Linked DNA regions of Homo sapiens: all the other regions are linked to region 1. Evidence: chromatin contacts called from ENCODE Hi-C or POLR2A ChIA-PET data. All regions are on one chromosome and are shown on one strand. The core of a region is the stretch at or near the end of the contact, and the rest is flanking DNA. Distances in the headings are between cores, read along the strand shown. Region 1 overlaps LOC643339 (a long non-coding RNA gene). Region 2 overlaps LOC643339 (a long non-coding RNA gene). Region 3 overlaps LOC643339 (a long non-coding RNA gene).

Evidence for each region. A loop is a pair of places that touch in the nucleus more often than their neighbours do. ChIA-PET counts read pairs that join two places held with the same protein, here RNA polymerase II (POLR2A). Pooled maps may share reads with other maps.
Region 2: a map of MCF 10A shows a loop between it and region 1 (2.9-fold over the local background). The contact joins two enhancer-like sites. A Hi-C loop is called at or near these places in 5 of 168 maps with a recorded cell type or tissue (GM12878, MCF 10A, ascending aorta and 2 more), 31 of 37 single-sample maps with no recorded cell type and 19 of 50 pooled maps. POLR2A ChIA-PET finds 5 or more read pairs at or near these places in 4 of 52 experiments (GM12878, H1, HepG2 and 1 more).
Region 3: a loop to region 1 is called in a map of G401, with 4 times the contacts of the local background. The contact joins two enhancer-like sites. A Hi-C loop is called at or near these places in 11 of 168 maps with a recorded cell type or tissue (B cell, CD14-positive monocyte, G401 and 7 more), 4 of 37 single-sample maps with no recorded cell type and 13 of 50 pooled maps. POLR2A ChIA-PET finds 5 or more read pairs at or near these places in 4 of 52 experiments (BJ, MCF 10A, T-cell and 1 more).

What each region holds. Positions count from the first base shown.
Region 1 is chr12:93,126,448-93,129,570 of GRCh38, reverse strand. All of the region lies in intron 3 of LOC643339 (a long non-coding RNA gene), which reads left to right. Among named protein-coding and RNA genes, the nearest start is that of LINC02412, 46 kb to the left of the region's middle. Within about 2 kb of position 1,675, at least 19 of the 41 ENCODE cell types and tissues checked have a DNase peak (open chromatin) inside an H3K27ac peak, as active enhancers do; they include gastrocnemius medialis, where a contact is called at or near this core.
Region 2 is chr12:93,242,665-93,245,787 of GRCh38, reverse strand. The region is part of intron 2 of LOC643339 (a long non-coding RNA gene); the gene reads left to right. Among named protein-coding and RNA genes, the nearest start is that of LINC02412, 70 kb to the right of the region's middle. RefSeq lists an enhancer at 1,827-2,086. Within about 2 kb of position 1,532, at least 16 of the 41 ENCODE cell types and tissues checked have a DNase peak (open chromatin) inside an H3K27ac peak, as active enhancers do; they include gastrocnemius medialis, where a contact is called at or near this core.
Region 3 is chr12:93,196,844-93,199,966 of GRCh38, reverse strand. The region is part of intron 3 of LOC643339 (a long non-coding RNA gene); the gene reads left to right. Among named protein-coding and RNA genes, the nearest start is that of LINC02412, 24 kb to the right of the region's middle. Within about 2 kb of position 1,671, at least 4 of the 41 ENCODE cell types and tissues checked have a DNase peak (open chromatin) inside an H3K27ac peak, as active enhancers do.

The sequences.
Region 1 (3,123 bases), core at 426-2,925:
AAACTGCAGGCCAAATAACAAATTCTGTCTTTCGCATGCAGTAACTGCCATGAGAATCTGACTGCAAAGTAGAAAGCCTAGAGTTGCCTTCACGAAAAATCAAAGTTAATATTTATATAGAGAGTGCTTACTGTGCATCCCGGTGTTATAAAAATGTCATACATATTAATTTATGTTAATCCCTAAGCCACTCTGTGAGATGTGCTTAGGTATTTCTACCATCCCTCTTTTTGCATGAAGAAATTAAGGAACAAATAACAATAGCTTTCTTAGATTATAACCTTCAGAGCTGGGATTTGAATCCCCAGGTAGTCCAGCTCCAGAATTTGCCTCCTTAACCATTACACATACAGCTCACCAATAATAAATGGAGAGGTGAAAGGGGCAACTTGTCTACCTGGTGAAATTGTAGATTCTGCTCAGACAATGTATTCCTCCCCTGTTCCTTCCTGCTTCACATTTTTCAATTAATGCCTTGTTCATTCCATGGAAGACATTGTTTCTTCATGCCACCATTTTTGAAATAATTAATTAGCATTAATTAATTAATGTTTTAGAGATGGGGGGGTCTCTCTGTTACCCAGGCTGGTCTCGAACTCCTGGGCTCAAGTGATCCTCCTGCTTCAGCCTCCCAAGTAGCTGGGATTACAGGCACCACCTGCAGCGCCCAGCTCACATCATCACTTTTTAATCTGCAGAAACTCAGATTCCACAGAGAGAAATCTGTGACTACCAAGAACAATTCTTTTATAAAAATAAAATTTGTTGGATTTCTATGATAAAAACTGTAAAGAAATAGTCCCATCCCTAAGGTTGAAGAAAGGACAAGAGTCATAGGAAGTGAATGCAGGGAGGGATAATTTTGGGAAATGGTGGGGCCGAGAGTGACACTGGAGAGGAGGCCTGTGTTAGGACTGGTCCAGCGCACCACAGGGGGCCACCAGGTGTTGAGAAAGCCCTGCCTGGTGCCCAGCACTTGGCACAGCACCTGGCATAGAGCAGGTGCTCGAAAGCTTTGTTGAATGGATGGAAGTCTGGATGGAAACAGAAGCCAGGCACGGAGGCGGGCGCCAGCACAGTGACTGGAGGTGAGAAGGCATCAAACACTTGACCTACTGTGTAACTTTGCTCAGGTAAGCCCAAGAGGCAAGCACAGTGCCAAATCTCCCATCAGCAGACAAAGGAGCTGTGAGTAAACCATTCACTGTGCTGCTGCTCTGGCTAGAAAGTTTTGCTTTGGGGAAATCCTTTTCATGTTTGTTACCTATTGGTAGCAGCCCCCGTTCAATCCTCCGACCTACTCTTCCTTAGATGAACCGCCCTCACTCTCCTTCCCTATAGGGTGCCTCAGGGCGGGCCAAGCCCATCTGGGGAGCATCGCCAGCCTCCTGTGTACTGGTGCCAGAGAAAGATCAACCCGTGGCACTTTTCTGTATCTCACCAGCAGGTGCTGACAGCTGAGCCATTCCACGCACCTTCGGAGCAAAGAACTGCCGGAAACCAGGGCCAAGTTCAGAGCCTGAAATTTTTTTCAAAGGCTACAAGGAGAAACCTGGGGGGCCTGATCACACATTACATAAGCCGTATGTGAGCAGAGGATGCCACTGATGCTAGGAACCCAGTGCCTGTCGGAATTGCGCAAGGTTTACGCAGAAGCACTTAAGTGTTGCAACATGACCCCACATCTTTACCAAAAATGTGAAACATTCACGCAGCACACACTTTAAAAACACTAAAGCTTGTCTCCGCCAGGTGGCTAAGGCTGCTTGATGGGGCTGACAGGAGAGGAGCTTTGCAGGGGGGCCTGACTTACTGTAGCTCTTGGCCCAGGGAGCTGAACACGCAGTACTTTGTACCCCAATAGCCCTGGGCAGCCCAAGCCTCTGATAAAATGTACTTTTCTGTGTGTTTGTTTTTCCTGGCAGTCTCATTTTGGGTTATAAATGGCTCCTTATTTCCATCCCATAGATCCATTCTTGCCTCTGTTGCGTTCTCTTTCGGCTTTCCAAAATAACCGAAAGGTTGGTAAAATCAACGCTGGTGAACGGCTTGTTCTGACCTTGAGCAGAAGCCGAATTTCCACATTGCTCATGCCATCTACAGTTGCTCCCGTGTCCGAGAGGTTGGCTGGAAAGGCCTCCTGAAAGCAGGGGATATAATTATACTTACACTAAAGCACTTGTTGCCATTAAATGCCAGGAAGTGGCATGGACCTTCCCTTGCTCCTGCCCTGCAACCTTTTTGGAGGACTATTGGGCAATCATCAGAGGTTATAGAGTTGGAACAGCATTCCCCCCAGATAGGTCATTTTCCCTGCAGGACAGCTTGGAGGCAAATTTTATTAAGTATCAAGTAGCTGACCCAAAGCAGTATAAATAGCGAGAGAACATATGACAAACCCAGAAATGAATGTGTTTAAACCCCAGGCTGAAGATATATGATGTGTTTACTGTTATCAGCACCTGCATGAAGATATTTTTGCCCAGTAGCCATCCAGGAAAAGATGAAACATATAAGTGACGTTATTAAGGCTTAATCTTAGAAAAATAATTTTGACCCTACTTTTGGAAGTCAGTGGACCACAGAGTTAATTTGGGGAAGGGACCTGAGGATAGGTTGGATGTGATTGGCTGTCATAGGAAGTACAGACAGACACTTATAAAACATCCCAAGTTCAGCCAGTTAAGAGCCAGGGGGAAAAACATGGAACTGTAGTTTACATTGGGTAGGAACTGTAAGCAGTCACTATCAGGCAAAAGGGACTTCCAAGTTGGAATTTTTCGAGAGAGACATGGAGAACATTTTAATTCAGGCCTGTTTTCCTCCATTGTTCCCTACCTTTATTCTAGGACATACCACAGAGTACAAACCATGCTTTAGTGACATTGATCAGGCCACAGATGACTGAGTTATGAGAGGCCATGAGCTTTCCAACATCAGTTTCCTAAACCAGCTGCTTCTCATCAGTCTGGTCCCCACTGGCCAGAGCTATTGACATCCTGGAAGATAATCCTATATTCCTACAAAGGTAGGAGAAGGTTCTGGGGAGAAATAGTGTAAGTTTTTATTTTTAATTTTTGATTATTATGGGTACATAATACATGTATGTATTCATGGCAGGGG
Region 2 (3,123 bases), core at 283-2,782, 120 kb before region 1:
GGAGGATTAGGGGTTTACAGAGCTTCTCGAAAGTCACAGGGCTAGGTTGGGGGCAGGTGTGCTGACAATAGTGCAGCTGCAACTAGGCCTGCCCCCAACAGAGAGTCCCTCTGTGATCCTGCAGGGCCTCGCCAGCACAGGGGCGGGCACCAACTAGACTCCGATGAGTGCGAATTCACTGATAACAGTTAACAGTATTGAATGCCCCAGCTGTGCAGGTTGGGAATTACCTGTATTTTCCCACTTAATCCTTAAGATAATCCACCAGGTTTTTTTCGTTTGTTTGTTTTGTTTTTGAGACAGAGTCTTGCTCTGTTGCCCAGGCAGGAGTGCAGTGGCACGATCTCGGCTCACTGCAACCTCTGCCTCCCGGGTTCAAGTGATTCTCCTGCCTCAGCCTCCTGAGTAGATGGAACTGCAGGCATGTGCCACCACACCCAGCTAATTTTTGTATTTTTAGTAGAGATGGGTTTTCGCCATGTTGGCCAGGCTGGCCTTGAACTCCTGACCTCAAATGACCTGCCCACCTTAGCCTCCCAAAGTGCTGGGATTACAGGCGTGAGCACCACGCCCGGCCGCTACCAGGTTTTGGAGAGGTCATAAACTGAGGAGTGTTCTGCCTGATTCTAACATCTACACACTCACCCATTACATACATACATTCCATTTTGATAAATCAAGTCAGGCTTGCTAATCTTAATTTGGTGCCCTTTCCAGTAGTAATTAGTTTTACTGTGGGCCAATAAAAACCAAGATTCCATATCAAGCACAGAACAATTCAACCAACAGATCCCTAGAAACCTATCAAGAAGGAAGAAAAAGAGATTAAGGAGATTTGGGCAGATCCTTCATAGCTCTCCTTGCAACTTTAATCAACATACAGCATGTTCTCGCAGGGGGAGGTCCCCACCCTCAGCATTGAAAGTGAAATAACACACTCTGTGTTGCTGATCCTGGATTGAAACGTATGACCTACAGAAACTCAATGAGCTTGAATTAATGTTTGTTAAAGAAGAAATATGGTTTTTAAAAGTAGTATCCTTTTGATCCCTGACTGCAAAATACTCAGCTTGGCGCTAACTTAGCTTCTTCCCCTATATACCGTGTCTCTCTCTCTCTCTTTCCCCATGTTGTAGCTATTAAGCACAAATTGAGGACCATGTGATCCTTCATCCTGAGTCAAAAGCCTTTCAAGCTCCCACCCTGAGCCATCCAAGATTCCTTAACTTTCTTTCAGCCTCTATAAAAATCAATTATTGTTCTGTTTTATATACGTACACTGAACCTCTCAACAACAGCTTGATTCAGCAGAACGCTCTGGTCTTAAACTTTTCAGTGAAGCAGTGAGTGGTGAAAGCTTTAGTGTAGCTACTGAACTGATCCTGACAGCAATAAAGGAGAAAAAAAAAGTTTGCTTCCGGAATTGTTAAGAAATGTTTTGCATTGCACAATATCTGAACCAGGAGGGCAGCTCATCAGCTGAACATATTGCCACAGAAGTGCTTCCTCCTGAAGTGGGAGGGGTTGAAAGACAAGAAGGGTCACAGGTAGGAGCTGACAAAGCTGGCAGGCAAAAGCAGCAGAACATTGAACAGAAAGGCACTGAGAATCTCTGGATCTGAAAAGTGATCAGCAGGGTAAAGGATGGCCAAGGACAGAATCCAGTCTTCCTCTTGACCACAGTGCAGCTGTTCTTTTTCTGCTCCATGAATTTGCTAAGGGGGGAAAAAGCAACCCCTGGCCTGTCTACTGTCAAGGACAGTGAAATATGCTGGGTCATGACCAAGTTGTTTCTTAGCTTCCCAGAGCTTCTAACCACTAGACAGCACTATCTCTAGTCCTTGCCGGTAAAATCAAAATTCAGTGCTCTACAGAAGGCAGCATGGTGTAGAGGAGTGCCTCCCAAACTTTAGTCTGCATGGGAATCACCTGGAGTCCTGTTAAAATAGAGATGACTGGGCCCCATGCCAGACTTTCAGATTTAGTAGATCTGGAGTGGGGCCAAGAATTTGCATTTCTAACAAGTTTCCCAGTTGTTACAGATGTTGCTGGTCTGGGAACTATGCTCTGAGAGCCTGTGGTCTAGAGGAGAAACACGGACTTGGGAGTAGACAGACATGGGTTCTGGTACCAGTTCTTCCACTTCCGGTGTGCCTTTGAGAGAGCTGCTTCTTTGAGCTTTGGTTTTCTCATCTGACAGGACAGATAATGGCAGACAATGGTAGTGTGGTTAGATGCATGGACTGTGACTGTGTTCCGATCTGGCTCTGCTACTGTCTATGTGACCTTACACAAATTATTTTCACCTCTTTATCCTTCTATTTGCTCATTTATAGAGTGGGGGTAATAGCAGCATCTACCACGTAGAGTTGCCTTGAGCCTTGAGAGAGTGAGACTATGTAAAGCATTTACAACAGTGCATGGTACATGGGAAACACTAGATAAACATTTGCTATTATGATTTTTTTGCACTTGTTAGAATTACATGGAATAAAGCATGTAAAGTGTCTTATGTGACATCAGACGCATAGAAAGTGTCTAGTAAATGTCAATTTCCTCTCCTTTACCCAAAACAAGCAAGTCAGAGTGCTGACCAAAACAATGTCCTTTAAGTGGAGATCTTAGCAGAAGGGTACAGTCAAGAAAGATAACAGCATGAGGATTTTAGCTGTTAGTGGGGCAGAGTATGTCAGATGCCACCTCTTTGTAAACTGAGGGGTCCATGCCAGCAGGGCCTTCCTTTGAGCAAAGATCAGCAACTTGGACCATTTGGACAACTTCTGCCTGGTGTTCACAGATGTGGGAAAGGTTTAAGGAACTCCTGGCAGTATATTGAAAGACCAGCATTCCCTTTGGGGAGAAGGGCTGGAATTAGCTAAGCATAGCTCAGGGCACACAGGCATCCTCATTTAAAGGCTGGCAGGACTCAGGCTAATTCATTTCCTTCATTTTCCCCTGCCCACAGATCAAGGCAGCCCTAAAATTACCACGGAGCTGATTGCTGAGGGCTAAGACAGCTGTGGTCATTTATCTTCCTTTCTGACCATGTTCTCTGGAAATGGCCTGTGAATAAACGGCAGGATGGAAGGTTAGATAAAACTGTCCATCATCCCTGTTGTATCC
Region 3 (3,123 bases), core at 422-2,921, 70 kb before region 1:
GCCCACCACCCTCGCCCACCAATTGGAGCTTGCCAGCTCCCCAAATCTTTGCTAATCACAATGAACTTTCTTTCAGGACCACACATAACAATCCTCTCTCTTTTTTATAAAATCCCCAACCTTCTATTTGTTCTTTGGACATACCAAAAACCAACCAGACTGTGTGTACACCCCACATTGGGATCCTTTCTTGCCAAAGAAAACATTACTTGTAGAGATTTGTCTCTATATTTTAATTTTGACTTCAACAAGGTGATTGGGAAAGAAGCTTGGCTAAAGTGGACTGAAGACAGAATAGAAAATTTTTTAAAATGTGAAGGTGGTAAATAGAGACAACTCTTTGCTTTGAAGAGGAGCAGAAAATGAAGTGGAGGCTAGAAGAAAATGTGTGGAAAAGGGAGGTTGTTTGTGTGTGTTTTTGTTTGTTTGTTTGTTTTAAGATGGAGTCTCTCTCTGTCACCCAGGCTGGAGTGCAGTGGCACGATTTTGGCTCACTGCAACCTCCACCTCTAGGGTTCAAGCGATTCTCCTGCCTCAGCCTACTGAGTAGCTGGGTTTACAGGCTTGTGCTACCACACTTGGCTAATTTTTGTATTTTTAGTAGAGATGGGGTTTCACCATGTTGGCCAGGCTGGTCTCTAACTCCTGGCCTCAAGTGATCCACCTGCCTCAGCCTCCCAAAGTGCTGGGATTACAGGCATGAGCCATGGTGCCCAGCTGGAGGTTGTTTTTAAAAGATGGGCAGTATTACTCTATGTTCATGGGAATAATCCATGAGGGGGCATAATTATGACAGAGGAGTCCCGGAGAAGGCAATAAGGAATACAATTCAGGACTCAAAGGAAGGGTAGGGCGGGCATGGGTGGGCTGGGGTTTCAAGAGAGGAGAATGTTCATTTTGGAAATGGGGAGACAAATGTACTAGGCATGTGTGATAGATTCACTGGGCGGTGTTGAGACGGGGCTGTGACGGGTCCACCTGGGCTCGTGTCTGTCTCTCATCTCATCTCTCACTGAGGCTGCTTTATTCTGCTCAGCCAAGACTGGCTTTTCCTCCTGGCCTTTCTACTGCTCTAAGTTCAAGAACCTTCAAGAGCAGGAATTGCTAAATACCAGTCTCTAGGAGAGAATCTAGGAAAGATGCCCTAACAGGCGTCTACTGTTGGTGCTGTCAGCTTTGTCAGGGAAGTGGGGTCGGGAGTGGGGTGCACTTGTGAAAGAACGGGGCATGGATAAGGCAGGTGCCTCCAAGAGGTGTTTATGGGTGCGACCATAACCTTCCTCGCCTTCTGCAGGTCCTGCTCATTAGAAGGGCCAGAGGAACAGACTGGATGCATTTAGCCGAGTTCATTTTCCCCGCTTGAGGACATCCTTGCTATAGGCATAGTGATCCTAGTCAGACTGTGTTCTGATTTTTACTTTAGAACATTTCCTCTCTACAGCTGCAGGGAAACATCTTCCTTTATTAAACTCAATCATTTTAAAGAGTTTGTGTAGGAGGAATAACAAATAGAGACAGTGTGTGCGTTTTCTTCCTGTGAGTGGTATGTTGGCTCCTGGTTCTTTCTGAATGCCGGAGGACCAACACCTTTCTGTGGGGGAGGAGTTTTGTGCAGTGACTTGCTCGTTGGAGCAGATGAGTCAATGGCCATTAGGGCAGTGTGCTGGGCAGTCTGTTGGGGTTGTGCCCCTGGCAGCATGGGGGCAGAGGAGTTCAGAGCTTAGTGAGTCAGTGTTCTGGCCTTTACTAGCAAGTGTCTGGCTACTGTATCATCCGGGGTTGCCTTGTTCTTCCTATCTTTGTTAGGAACTCAGGCTTGAAGTCAGATCTGGTTCAGATTCTCTTTCTGCCATCTACTATCAGAGTGGTCACAGGACATTACTGATGCACACCTTCCTTCTGGGGTTCTTGGGAAGAGTAAATGAGTTTGGGTGTGTAGAGCATTCAGCAAGGTGCCTGGCACAAACTGGACCTGGCACACACAATAATGGTTAGCATTTGTAGAAGGATCTATTGGCATAAAATGGGGTAATCAGATGTCCAGTGTAATGTATGCTCTAGAGAGAGAAGGAAAAGCCATTTAGGGAATGAGGTAAGACTGGGACTGGGGAATAGAGGAGCATCACATGGAACATGGAATTATGGAACTTTAGTTATGGAGGGAGATTTTGGTTCACATCTTAAATTAGCTGCTTGGGTCCTTGGGGAAGTTACATTGTTAAGCCTCACTTTCCCACCTAGGAAATGGGAATAATAATGTTTACCTCATGAGGTTTTTGTAAGGAACAGATTAATAAACCACTAAGCACAAGGCCTGACATATAGTAGATAGTCATTAGAGAGCAGCTCTGATCTTTAATAATAGCAGACAGGCGTCACCACTCCCATAATGGAGGCAGTGTAGCTGAGTGGGGAAGAGTGGCCTCTGCATTCCTGAAATTGCACCAAGTTAGTAATTATCCACTTTACAACAGCAGAGGTTGACTCTGCCCAAATCTCAGTCCTGATGATTCAACAAAGGTTGCTAGATTTGACATAACAAGGGCCTCTTTCAAGTCATGAATAATCTTGGACACTAATCTTAGAAGCTCCATTTTTTCATTTTGCTTGGGACATCTCACCCTGCTATGAAGAGCCATATACTTACTAAATTCTCATCTTCAAAAATGCCTTTTTTTTTAAGCCTCTTTGAATCTGATCACTCAGGCTTGGTAAAATCCCTGTCCTTGAGTTTATTCAAAGTTCATGGGAACAGCATCTCATTGTATCATTCTTGCCAAAATTGCTTAAGCAGAATTGAATCACAAGGAAACAATCACATAAAACCAGATTAGGGCACATTCTGCCAGACAACTGCCCTAAACTCTTCAAAAAACTTGAAAGGACAGAGCAAAACCAAAAAGGCAGGGCTGGAGGTAGGTAGAATTAGATTAAAAGAGACTAAATGTACATGATAACTAAATGCAATGCATGAATCTTGAATGAATACAGATAGGCACTCCCCTAAAAAAACCCAACTGTAAAATACATTATAGAACAACTGGGGAAATGTGATTGTGGACTGTATATTAGATAATGTTATTGAATCAAAGGAAAGTTTCTTGGGTATGACAATGATATTAT